2 separate regions of the Homo sapiens genome follow, and region 2 is linked to region 1. Evidence: chromatin contacts called from ENCODE POLR2A ChIA-PET data. All regions are on one chromosome and are shown on one strand. Each heading gives the region's core, a stretch centred on a gene start or an enhancer-like site at or near the end of the contact. The rest is flanking DNA. Distances are from core to core; before and after follow the strand shown. Region 1 has its middle 14 kb from the start of PHACTR4. Region 2 overlaps GMEB1 (glucocorticoid modulatory element binding protein 1).

Evidence for each region. ChIA-PET counts read pairs that join two places held with the same protein, here RNA polymerase II (POLR2A).
Region 2: POLR2A ChIA-PET joins it to region 1 with 13 read pairs in activated CD8-positive, alpha-beta memory T cell. The contact joins two enhancer-like sites. POLR2A ChIA-PET finds 5 or more read pairs at or near these places in 3 of 52 experiments (AG04449, H1 and activated CD8-positive, alpha-beta memory T cell).

What each region holds. Positions count from the first base shown.
Region 1 is chr1:28,352,612-28,359,316 of GRCh38, forward strand. No RefSeq gene overlaps it. Among named protein-coding and RNA genes, the nearest start is that of PHACTR4, 14 kb to the right of the region's middle. Within about 2 kb of position 1,665, at least 3 of the 41 ENCODE cell types and tissues checked have a DNase peak (open chromatin) inside an H3K27ac peak, as active enhancers do.
Region 2 is chr1:28,711,627-28,718,520 of GRCh38, forward strand. GMEB1 (glucocorticoid modulatory element binding protein 1) reads left to right here. Exons shown (of 10, transcript NM_001319674.2): 10 at 2,447-6,894. The coding sequence ends at 3,147. Among named protein-coding and RNA genes, the nearest start is that of YTHDF2, 22 kb to the right of the region's middle. Within about 2 kb of position 3,710, at least 2 of the 41 ENCODE cell types and tissues checked have a DNase peak (open chromatin) inside an H3K27ac peak, as active enhancers do.

The DNA.
Region 1 (6,705 bases), core at 415-2,914:
ACAGTCTCTGTTGCCAGGCTGGAGTGCAGTAGTGCGATTTTGGCTCACTGAAACCTCTGCCTCCTGGGTTCAAGCGATTCTCCTGCCTCAGCCTCCCGAGTAGCTGGGATTACAGGTGACCACCACCATGCCCGGCTAATTTTTGTATTTTTTAGTGGAGACGGGGTTTCACCATGTTGACAAGGCTAGTCTTGAACTCCTGACCTCAAGTGATTAGCCTCCCTCAGCCTCCCAAAGTGCTGGGATTACAGGCGTGAGCCACTGCGCCCGGCCATAAATAAATATTTAATTAAAATAAATTAAGAAAAAGCTTTCTCTCTGCATTGTCTCAATTTCCTACAAGTTTCTTTCTTCCTTTTTTAAATTTTGCTAAGTGTTTTATAATCACAACAAACTAGTACAGAGAATGCCCTGTACAAAACACAATAAAGGTTCAAAGACCGAGGTGTTCCCTTAGCAAGGCTGAAAATTTCAGTCTCTGGTATTTGGAATTTAGGGTGCAGTCCTTGTTTTTGGATGGATACTGGGTGTGTGGCACAGTCCATGCTTTTAAACAGATTTGAACAGAAGAATGGCCATTTGGCCCAGGTAAAAGCAGATGAAGTGGCTGGGCGTGGTAGCTCACGCCTGTCATCCCAGCACTTTGGGAGGCCGAGGCGGGCGGATCACCAGAGGTCAGGAGTTCAAGACCAGCCTGGCCAACATGGTGAAACTCTGTCTCTACTTAAAATACAAAATCAGCCGGGCATGATGGCGCATGCCTGTAATCCCAGCTACTCAGGAGGCTGAGGCAGGAGAATTGCTTGAACCCGGGAGGTGGAGGTTGCAGTGAGCCAAGATTGCGCCATTGCACTCCAGCTCTGGGCTATGGAGCAAGACTCCATCTCAGAAAAAAAAAGAAAAAAGTAGATGAAATCTCCAAAGCTCATTTCCTTACCTGTAAAATGAGAAATAATAATATAATTAAACTATGATATCAGCCTTTTGGAATGAACATGAGAGTTAAAGGAGATAATAATGTAAACTGCTTAACACAGAGCTCAGAGTAAGCACTTTTAATTTTTAGCTATGATCATGATCTTTTTTTTTTTAGATGGGAGACTCTCTGTTGCCCAGGCTGGGGTATAGTGGTGCAATCTCAGCTCACTGCAACCTCCGCCTCCTAGGCTCAAGCAATTCTCCTGCCTCAGCCTCCTGAGCAGCTAGGACTACAGGCACATGCCACCACGCCCAGCTTTTTTATTTTTTTTTCCGTATTTTTAGTGGAGACAGGCTTTCACCATGTTGGCCAGGCTGGTCTCAAAACTCCTGACCCCAGGTGATCTGCCTGCCTCAGCCTCCCAAAGTGCTGGAATTACAGGCTTGAGCCATCATGCCCGGCCGATCATGACCATTTAAATTTTCATTAAGGTACTTCATGCAGTGCTTGGCACATGGTTGATGCTCAAACCTATAGCTATTGCAATAAGTTACCTACAGTTTCCAACTGCTAGGGTTATGGCTTTGTTATTTATTTTTTAAAAATTGTTAGTGATTAACACGATCTTTAGCCTAGTACCTAGGAACTTGTCTCATCATCTTGGTAACTGACAAGGCCTGGCACCATGCCTGGCATCATGCCTGGCACGTAGTAGGCACTCAGTACATAGCTGTTGAATCATATTAAATTGAAATGAATATCCATTCAGACATTAGCACAAGAGCTGTGTCACTAAATAGCTGTCATTGCAAAATTTACAGACAACAATGACACAGACATGCTTGCATAGTTTGTAAGCCACGATTTCAACTTCCTGCATTGCAGACATCTCAATTAATAATCCCATTCCACTCACATGATCCTTAGAAAGAAAGGGCAAACTAATAGAAATATCTGGTTTAGCAACTAAAAGAATGAGCTCTAGTCTAGGTAGATAGAGGCTTACATCCTGGCTTCAATATCACCTAGTGGGTCAGTTACTTAATCTCTGAGTTTCAGTTTTCTTATCTGTGAGAAGGGAATAATAATAGAATCTATTTAATGAAGTTATTGTGAGAATAGTGCCTTCCAACTGCTGTTCTCTTTGCCTGAAACACTCGTTTCATGAAGGGTGAAACCCCATGTTTGGATTTTGTGTGTGTGTGTGTGTGTGTGTGTGTGTGAGAGAGAGAGAGAGAGACAGAGAGACAGGGTCTCGCTCTGTCGCCCAGGCTGGAGTGAAGTGACTTGATCTTGGCTCAATGCAACCATCGCCTCCCAGGCTCAAGCTATTCTCCTGCCTCAGCCTCCCAAGTAGCTAGGATTATAGGCATGTGTCACCATGCCCAGCTAATTTTTGTATTTTTATTTATTTTTTGAAATTATCTTTTTTTCTTTTTTTCTTTTTTTTTTTTGAGACAGGGTCTCACTCTGTCACCCAGACTGGAGTGCAGTGGTGTGATCTCAGCTCATGGCAACCTCCGCCTCCCAGGCTCAAGGGGATTTTCCTGCCTCAGCCTCCCAAGTAGCTGGGATTACAGTCACGTGCCACTACTGCCCAGCTAATTTTTGTATTTTTAGTAGAGTCAGGGTTTCACCATGTTGGCCAGTCTGGTCTCGAACTCCTGACCTCAAGTGATCCACCGGCCTCGGCCTCCCAAAGTACTGGGATTACAGGCTTGAGCTACCCTGCCTGGCCTCCATGTTTCACCTTGTTAATTCCCCCGATTTTTCAGCTTGACTGTCACTTCTTCCAGAATGCCTTCCCTGCCGCCCATGGTAGGTTGGGTTCACTGTTATACTCTCCCTGTAGCACCTGTCAATTACTCTTTATAATTACTTTCTTTTTTTTTTTTTTTTTTTTTTGTGTGTGGAAATAGTCTTGCTCTGTTGCTCAGGCTGGAGTGCAATGGCGAGATCCCAGCTCACTGCAACCTCTGCCTCCTGGGTTCAAGCAATTCTCCGGCCTCAGCCTCCCAAGTAGCTGGTATTACAGGCACCTGCCACCACACCCGGCTAAGTTTTTTTGTATTTTTATTAGAAACGGGTTTTCACCGTGTTGGCCAGGCTGGTCTCGATCTCCTGACCTCAGGTGATCCACCTGCCTCTGCTTCCCAAAGTGCTGGGATTACAGACATGAGCCACTGTGCCCGGCCTATAATTACTTCTTAAACTATTCCCTTCCTTTCTGAACTGTGAATTCCCAAAGGAGAGGGATAGTGTCTGTTTCATTTATTCCTGTCTCCAATGTCTAATAGTCTCTTGGTTCATAATATTTTGGGTGGACTGTTCTCGTTAACTCTGTGAAAAAAACAAGATAATAATGCACATAAATACAGAGCCCAACATTTAGCAAACTCTTAATAAATGAGATTTGTTAGTAGTATTAACAACAGAGTATTGTACTGAGTTTACTTGCCTTGAGAAAACTAATGGGAAGAGCAACAAATTAAGATAGGTATTGTGAATCTAGCTCCGTATCTCACTTGTGATATGCCCTTGACGAAATGTCTGTTCTTCTCATTTTTCCACTATTTAAATGAACATAAGATATTCATCCTGGTGTCCCACTTAACTTGGTTGCCGTAAAGTCTGCCTTTTGCCAGACCACACCTGAAATGCTGTCCTGCGTGCCCCCAGTTTCTAGATTCCATACTATCCTTGTGCTTCTCTGCCTTCTCAGCTATTATTGACCCCTGACCTTTCTCCCTTCTATTTCTGTCTAGCTCCTCAGTTTGTTACACCAATTGGCTACCTCCCAGCTTTTAGCTTTGAAATACATTTGTCCTCATGATAAAGACCAAAATCCTTAAGATGCTAATGGAAGCCTCATCTTCTTCCTGCTGTCTTGCTCACTGTGCTCCGGCCACCTGGCTACCCTGAGGTTTCCCAGAGGCACGAATCTCCCTGACCAAGGCCTTTGGACCCAACAGTCCTTACGCTTGGAGCAGCATCCCCACCTCTTTATCGGATTCACCCCCAGTCAACTCCTGTTTCAGCTTTAGCAGCACTTCTTCAGGGAGCATTACTTAGCTTCCTTGGAAGAAATTAGGTTTCTCTGTTATATGCCACCTTCCGTATAGATCAGTGTAATACACTGTCAGGACTTCACATTTTATTGTATTTTATTTAATTCTTTTCTTGTCTTTTCTTTTCTTTTGAGACAGAGTCTTGCTCTGTCGCCCATGGTGGAGTGCAGTGGTGCAATCTCGGCTCACTGCAACCTCCGCCTCCCGGGTTCAAGCGATTCTCCTCCCTCAACCTCCTGAGTAGCTGGGATTACAGGCACGCGCTACCGCATCCGGCTAATTTTTGTATTTTTAATAGAGACAGGGTTTCACCATGTAGGCCAGGCTGGTCTCGAACTCCTGACTTCAGGTGATCCACCTGCCTTGGCCTCCCAAAGTGCTGGGATTACAGGCATGAGCCACCACGCCCGGCCTTATTTATTTCTTAATTTACAAAAATTGTTTCCAGGCTGGGCATAGTGGCTCACACCTTTAATCCCAGCACTTTGGGAGGCCTAGGCAGGCGGATCACCAGAGGCCAGGAGTTCGAGACCAGCCTGCCCAACATGGTAAAACCCTCTCTCTACAAAACAAAAAACCAAAAACCAAAATTAGCCGGGTGTGGTGGGTGTGCCTGTAGTCCCAGCTGCTCAGGAGGCTGAGGCAGGAGAATTGCTTGAACCTGGGAGGCGGAGGTTGCAGTGAGCCGAGATCCACCACTGCATTCCAGCCTGAGCGACAGGGCCAGACTCCGTCTCAAAAATAAATAAACAAATAAATAATTTGGCCGGGGGCACGGTGGCTCACGCCTGTAATCCCAACACTCTGGGAGGCCGAGGCGGGTGGATCACGAGGTCAGGAGATCAAGACCATCCTGGCTAACACGGTGAAACCCCGTCTCTACTAAAAATACAAAAGCCAGGCGCAGTGGCTCACGCCTGTAATCCCAGCACTTTGGGAGGCCGAGGCGGGCGCACCACGAGGTCAGGAGATGGAGACCATCCTGGCTAACACGGTGAAACCCCGTCTCTACTAAAAATACAAAAAAAAATTAGCTGGGCGTGGTGGCGGGCGCCTGTAGTCCCAGCTACTCGGGAAGCTGAGGCAGGAGAATGGCGTGAACCCGGGAGGCGGAGCTTGCAGTGAGCCAAGATCTTGCCACTGCACTCCAGCCGGGGCCACAGAGCGAGACTCCGTCTCCAAAAAAAATAAAAAATAAAAATAAATAAAAATAAAAATACAAAAAATTAGCCGGGCATGGTGGCGGGCGCCTGTAGTCCCAGCTACTCGGGAGGCTGAGGCAGGAGAATGGCGTGAACCTGGGAGGCGGAGCTTGCAGTAAGCAGAGATGGTGCCACTGCATTCCAGCCTGGGGGACAGAGCGAGACTCCCTCTCACAGATTAAAATAAATAAAAAATAAAATAAAATAAAATAATAAAATAAAATAAATAAAATAAAATATAAAATAAAATTAAAACATAATAAAAATTAAAAAAAATCTTTTTTGAGACAGGGTCTCACTCTGGTTGCCCAGGCTGGAATGCAGTGGTGCGATCTCGGCTCACTGCAGCTTCGACCTCTCAGGCTTCAGATGATTCTCCCACCTCAGCCTCCCAAGTAGCTGGTACTACAGATGCGTGCCACCACACCCGGCTAATTTTTTGTATTTTTAGTAGAGACCGAGGTTTCGCCATGTTGACCCAGGCTGGTCTCAAACTCCTGGACTCAAGCAATCCCCTCGTCTCAGCCTCCCAAAGTGCTGAGATTATAGGCGTGAGCCACTGCGCCCGGCCCAGAGACGGAGTTTAGCTCTTTTTGCCCAGCCTGAAGTGCAGTGGTGCGATCTCAGGTCACCGCAACCTCCGCCTCCCGGGTTCAAGCGATTCTCCTGCCTCAGCCTCCGGAGTAGCTGGGATTACAGGCATGCTCCACCACGCCCAGCTAATTTTGTATTTTTAGTAGAGACGGGATTTCTGCGTGTTGGTCAGGCTGGTCTCGAACGCCTGACCTCAGGTGATCCGCCCGCCTCGGCCTCCCAAAGTGCTGGGATTACAGGCGTGAGCCACTGCACCCGGCAGATCTTCACATTTTAAAAGAGAAATTAAGAATTCAGACTTGAATGTAAAATTCCTGGGGTTAAAATGTAAATCACTGTGGGCCAAATATCTGTAGGTTAGTGACTGCCTATGGCCTGCCTATTTGCAACCTGTGCTGCTCAACCTTTAGCTATACTTGGTAAGTATTTCTGTGTTAATCATCACTCCATCATCATTCCACTTATTAACTGTCCACTCCATGCCAGGCACTGTCTTGGTGCTTTACGCAGATGATTTCATGTAATCTCCAAAACCATCTGTGAGGTCAAGTAAGGTTCAGAGAGGTTAAGACGCTTGCCCACGGTCAGGAAGTGGTGGAACCAGATGCTATAGGTCTTTCCAATAGACTTTTGTGTGTCCAGGTACAATTTGTCAGTTTAGAATGGGAGGGCCTTGAATCTTAAATTCAGCTGGAAAAAAAAAAAAGGATGAGAGAGGCTCTGAAGCTCTGCCTGACAATGACAACAACCATTAATATTTGTTGCGTGCTCACTGTGTGCCAGGCCTTGTGCTAAGCGCTTTATGTGATCTAATTTAATCCTCACAACACCTATGTAAAGGAGCTGCTGTTATCATCCCCATTTTATAGATGAGGAAACTGAAGTGTAGAATAGGTATCTGATTGCTGTGCACGGTGGCTCA
Region 2 (6,894 bases), core at 2,460-4,959, 360 kb after region 1:
GTATTTTTGGTAGAGATGGGGTTTTACCACATTGCCCAGGCTGGTCTCAAACTCCTGGACTCAAGTTATCCACCCACCTCAGCCTCCCAAAGTGCTGGGATTATTAGTGTGAGCCATTGTGCTCAGCCCTATTAGTATTTTTCAAGTTGCTACTCAGTACTCAGTATAGCACAGAACACTTCTGTAATCAGATGTGTAGGGGTTTTTCTGCATATACCGAGCAATCAACTCTCCAGTGGACACTGACTGGGTATTATATAATTCAGTTCAATTCTGATACTATCCCCCTGGAGATAGCATCAGATCACACAGGTGAGGCTCAGTCCCAAAAGACTGCCTCCCATTCAGCCCCAGGTTGTGACCTGTGCTTTTTTTTTCTTTTTTTTGATTAATTGTTGAAGGCAAACTGCAAATGACCTGTGCTTCTGACCAACTGGCTATAAATTGGGGTTCCCACAATCACCTTCTTGCGTTTGATTAATTTGCTAAGGTGGCTCACAGAACTCAGAGAAGCAGTTACTCAATGTTTATTGGGTTTATTATAAAGGTTATTACAGAGGATACAGATGAATAACCAGATGGAAGAGATGCATGGGACAAGGTGGGAAGGAGAGTGGGACTTCCATGCACTCTGTAGTCACGCCACTCTCAGGAACCTCCAACAATCTGAAGCTCTCTGAACCCTGTACTTTTGAGGTTTTATGGAGGCTTCATTACATAGGTATGGTTGATTACTTCATTGGCCATTGGTAATCAACCTACAGCCTCTCTCCACTCCTTGGAGGTTCGGGGGGAGGGCTGAAAGTCCTAGTCTTTAATCATGCCTGGATCTTTCTGGTGACCAGCCCCCATCTTGAATCTATCTAAGGATTCCAAGATACCAGTCATCTCATTAAGATATAAAGACATTTATGCCGGGCGCAGTGGCTCATGCCTGTAATCCCAGCACTTTGGGAGGCCGAGGTGGGCGGATCATGAGGTCAAGAGATTGAAATCATCCTGGCCAATATGGTGAAACCTCATCTCTACTAAAAATACAAATATTAGCTGGGTGTGGTGTTGCATGCCTGTAGTCCCATCTACTCGGGAGGCTGAGGCAGGAGAATCACTTGAACCAGGAGAATTGCTTGAACCTGGGAGGCGGAGGTTGCAGTGAGCCAAGATCGCGCCATCACACTCCAGCCTGGCGATAGAGCGAGACTCTGTCTCAAAAAAAAAGAGATATAAAGACATTTACCACGCTGGGCCGGGCATGGTGGCTCACGCCTGTAATCCCAGCAATTTGGGAGGCCTAGGCGGGCAGATCACGAGGTCAGGAGATCGAGACCATCCTGGCTAACATGGTGAAACCCTGTCTCTACTAAAATACAAAAAAAAAAACATTAGCCAGGCGCGGTGGCGGGCGCCTGTAGTCCCAGCTACTCAGGAGGCTGAGGCAGGAGAATGGTGTGAACCCAGGAGGCAGAGCTTGCAGTGAGCCGAGATCGCACCACTGCACTCCAGCCTGGGCGACAGAGCGAGACTCCATCTCAAAAAAAAAAAAAAAAAAGACATTTACCGCTCTGGAGATCCATGTGTTTTAGGAGCTGTGTGCCAGGATCCAGGGGCAGAGACTAAATATGTATTTCTTATTATATCACAATATCACACATAGGGAGCAAAGTGCTCTACAAGTGTAATTGATTCTTTCTTGGGTGCTTATCAGGTACTAAGTAATAGGTTCCATTGTAGAAGCCAACTTACCAGTGGTCACCTAGGGTTGGACTGGTCACTTGGGAGAGGGATAGTGATAGGCGTACTATAATGCAAAAGCAACCAAGTTGACCATTGTCCTGGCCCAATCTTCATAACCTTAAATTAGTCATTTTCCCTCTCTGGATCCCTGTCAAAATGAATTTGTTTGAGCTCTTAAGACCTCTTTTAGTTCTGTAATTTTTAGGGACTTCTTCTATAACTTTCTGTAGACCTTCCTAGGCAACAATTGTAAACTGTGGCTGTTTGAGTCACCAGCAAAGGAGTTTTCCAGCCAATGCAGCAAGGCATTCTTGCCTTGAAGGATAGTTTGAAAATCACTGTTTTTTGGAGTGGCCATTGTAGCTCCTTTGTAGGTGCATGAGAGTTCCAAGGGACTGTGCCAGCTGGGTGCACTGGCTTATGCCTGTAATCCCAACACTTTGGGAAGGTGAGGTGGGTGGATCGCTTGAGGCCAGAAGTTCGAGGCTATAGTGCGCAATGATAGCACCTGTGAATAGCCACTACCCTCCAGCCTAGGCAACATAACAAGACTCTGCCCCCCAAATAAGCACAAGAAAGAAAACAATGTCACAACTTGCCTGAAGCTACTTAGTAACAAAACCAGACAGAGACACCAGGTCTCCTGACTCTCAGTTTAATGCTCCCAAGATTTTACTTCCCTCTACACAAAGTCTTTTCTTTTTTTCCATAGACTTGGAACGCCAGTTGGAGGAGCAGAAGAAGCAAGGCCAGGATCACAGGCTGAAATCTCAGACAGTTCAAAATGTGGTACTGATGCCTGTGAGCACTCCTAAGCCTCCAAAAAGGCCCCGGCTCCAGCGGCCAGCCTCCACCACTGTCTTGAGCCCTTCTCCTCCTGTCCAGCAGCCTCAGTTCACAGTCATCTCACCCATCACCATCACCCCAGTGGGTCAGTCATTTTCCATGGGCAATATTCCAGTGGCCACCCTCAGCCAGGGCTCCAGTCCTGTGACTGTCCACACACTGCCTTCTGGCCCTCAGCTCTTCCGCTATGCCACAGTGGTCTCCTCTGCCAAGAGCAGCTCACCAGACACAGTGACCATCCACCCTTCATCTAGCTTGGCGCTGCTGAGCTCTACTGCCATGCAGGATGGGAGTACACTGGGCAACATGACCACCATGGTTAGCCCTGTGGAATTGGTGGCCATGGAGTCCGGCCTAACCTCGGCAATTCAGGCTGTTGAAAGCACCTCAGAGGATGGGCAGACCATCATTGAGATTGATCCAGCCCCGGACCCAGAAGCTGAAGATACTGAGGGCAAAGCAGTCATCTTGGAGACAGAGCTGAGGACTGAGGAGAAAGTTGTGGCTGAGATGGAAGAACACCAGCATCAAGTTCACAATGTGGAGATTGTGGTCTTAGAGGATTAACTGGGGATCTCAGGGCCAGGAGTTATGTTTTGATTTGGAATTTTAATTATTTGTTTATTTTTATCATTGTCCCACTCATTTCCACATAGGACCCTTTTTTAAAAAAAAAAAAACAAAATCTTATTGTTGTAACTGAAAATGTTGGGTTCTTCCCACTCCCTCATTGAAAAATGGACAAAACAAGCTGCCCTTCCAGAAGTTGAGAGTAGGTCATTCAATGTCCTAATCATCTTACACCAAGAAAGTAATTTCTTTTAGGGGAAGTGTCAAGATAACAAGTAACCCTGTCCAGAAAGCCATTTCCAGGCTCGTCTGTGTGTGTAGGCATGTGGTTTTATTCTTGTAAAGATGCATTGACCAAACTCTGGAACACAGATCTGACACTGGAAGGCAACCCACTCGCATGTGGATGCTGAAGGGCACTTTATTTTGTATCCTGAAAAGGGCCTACAGAGGCCAGTACAAAACTCTCAAACAAAAGGAAGTTGACTCTGCTTTGAGGGGAAGGTGGCATGCCAGCACTAGCTTAAAAAGGGAAGTGCTAGCCGGGCGTGGTGGCTCACGCCTGCAATCCCAGCACTTTGGGAGGCCGAGGCGGGTGGATCACGAGGTCAGGAGTTTGAGACCAGCCTGGCCAACATGGTGAAACCCCGTATCTACTAAAAATACGAAAAAAAAATTAGCCGGGTGTGGTGGCGGGAGCCTGTAATCCCAGCTATTCAGGAGGCCAAGGCAGGAGAATCGCTTGAACCTGGGAAGGCAGAGGTTGCAGTGAGCCAAGATCGCACCACTGCACTCCAGCCTGGGCAACAAGAGCGAGACTCCATCTCAAAAAAAAAAAAAAAAAAAAGTGCTTTGGCAAGTATGGGGCAGGGAAATCATCTTACTTCCAGAGGTGCAACTGACGCCTCTGGAGATCTCCAAAAGTTAGTACCGTGAGTGCCATTTTGAGAAGAAGGTGGTAATAAGTGGAAGGTACATCTCCACAGAGCAAGTGGCAGCAGTGGCCTGTGGTTTTGCAGAAATGGAAAGCCAAGGCCGGGTGCGGTGGCTCATGCCTGTAATCCCAGCACTTTGGGAGGCCGAGGTGGGTGAATCACCTGAGGTCAGGAGTTTGAGGCCAGCCTGGCCAACATGGTGAAACCCCGTCTCTACTGAAAATACAAAAAAAAAAAATTAGCTGGGCATGGTGGCACGCGCCTGTAATCCCAGCTACTTGGGAGGCTGAGGCAGGAGAATTGCTTGAACCTGGGAGGCGGAGGTTGCAGTGAGCTGAGATCATGCCATTGCACTCTAGCCTGGGCGAGGAGTGAAACTCCGTCTCAAAAAAAAAGAAAGAAATGGAAAGCCAAGGATGCTGCAGCTGTGCTTTGGGGTTCAAGGTAATAGCTTACCTTGTTCCACACTTTGTCAAAGCACTCACCCTCCTAAGCTAGGACCAGTCCATTCATTTGAAACTGTGCAATGTGATGTAAATGGCTCTGGTTCTTAGACTGTGGCTGTCACAGGGATGGGGCTCCAAGGCCATCATTTTCATTGCATGGCTCCAAGAGCAGGGAGTTCCTCAATGAAACCAGCTGCCTTTTTTGGTGGGGCCATTTTTTTGGCTTTGGAACCCAAAGCAGCCACTCATTTGGTGCTTCCTCTTGTTCTGCCCTCCATCCCTCAACTCTTAATGGCATCTGTCTCCTAGAACCCACGCTCTTCAGCTTTTTGGCTGATTTGGAGAACAGTGACAGGTGCCTGCCTGCCTTCGTCCCCTTTTAGATTCATTTATACCACAGATGTTTCTGTGAGATACTGAGATCATAAAAAGCTTTAGGCTTGGCAGAGAGGACTCAACACCCCCAGGCTTTCCTGAGGCACCAACTAGATGTCTCTTGAGTGAGCTGGACTCCCTGGGAAAGAAGCATTGTCTGCAACATTATATTATAGGAAATGTACCAGGAATGTCAATAATAATGCTTTGGGGGGGGGGGTTATTTTGTTTTGTTTTGTTTTTAATGTTGTTTGTATATTTAGAGCTGGGCCATTTTCCGTGCTGCGATTTCTTCTCTTTGACCCTCTTCAGTGTTTGGGGCAAGAGTGGACCCTGGTTTTTATTTCTTTGATTGCATTGTTTACTGCACTAGGAAAAATATAGAGATACAGGGAAACTACAGACAAATTTAAGGAAAAATAGGTCAAAAAAGAAAGCACACACCTTAAGAGTGGGAGGAATATTTTTATTAAAAACAAAACTTGGACCTGTAGTTTTTTTTTTTCTTTTTTATTTTTAAGAAGGCACCTTTCAGAAGCCATGTTTCTTCCAACAGATGTTGGAAACCCCATCGAGCAAGTAAAAGTTGCATTCTCCATCCCTCAGATGGCTGTATGTAGTCAAAGAAACCCTGTAACATGGTAAGGTTGCTGTTTTTTTTTTTTTTTTCTTTTTGAGATGGAGTCTTGCTCTGTAGCCCAGGCTGGAGTGCAATGGTGTGATCTCAGCTCACTGCAACCTCCGCCTCCTTGGTTCAAGTGATTCTCCTGCCTCAGCCTCCTGAGTAGCTGGGATTACAGGCTCCCACCACCACGCCCGGGTAATTTTTGTATTTTTAGTAGAGACGGGGTTTTGCCATGTTGGCCAGGCTGGTCTTGAACTCCTGACCTCAAGCGATCCGCCCGCCTTGGCCTCCCAAAGTGTTGGGATTACAGGCATGAGCCACCGCACCCAGCCTGAAGGTGACTCTTAAGAATGAGATTTATGAACTCCATACAGTTGTAGATTTCAGTTTTTAAATAGTCTGGGGTTTTATTTTTCTTTTCAAAATATCTAATAGACTTAGCAATCAATTTAGAACAAATATTTGGCCCTTAATATATCTTTAGTGAGGGAAGTAGCTTTTATTTCCTGCTTGTTTAGGTTTTCTGTTGGTACATAAAAACAAAATTGCTGTCTCAGACTGAATCTACTTGAATCTAGGAAGGCACATCTCATCCCTATTGTGGTTTTTAGGGACACTTTTCTCTTTCCCAGAGATGAGAGGACCAATTCAGGACAGAAGAGCCCTCGTGAATACCAACGTGCTAGCTCAGGTTCCCTTCTTTCCTCCATCAGAGCTATTGGTAGGGTTTTAAGGTCGTGTGTGCATCATGCTTCCAATGTCAAGAGATTTCCTCAAACAGCCTGTTTACTAGATGAATTTTCCAGCTGGTGAAATACATGAGCTTTGTTGTTTTCCTGGTCTTCCAATAGCCTGTCATTATTGTTAGATATTATGGCACCTGTTGTTGAATGTAGGTTCCCTTACAGCCCTGGTCTAGATGATCCTAGATGGGGTGAGACATATGCAAGCCATTGGTATGTGCATAAGCAGTTGCAATGAACCTTAGGCTGACTTGGTAGTAGGCATTTGTCTTTCTGTTCATGCATTGAATAAACATTTTTAAGAACCATCTATGTGCCAGGCTTTGTGCTAGGCACTGACAGTAGAGAGATGAAGACATAGTCCTTGCACTTAAGGAATTCATACTCCAGATGTCTGGAGTTAAGAAATACATATTTCAGCCAGGCATGGTGGCTCACACCTAGAATCCCAGCACTTTCAGAAGCTGAGGCAGAATTGCTTGAGGCCAAGAGTTTAAGACTAGCCTGGTCAACATAGCCAGACCCCATCTCTATAAAAAAATGTAAAAATTAGTCAAGTCTTGTGGCTCGCACTTGTAGACACAATTACTCAGGATGCTGAGGCAAGAGGATTTTGCTTG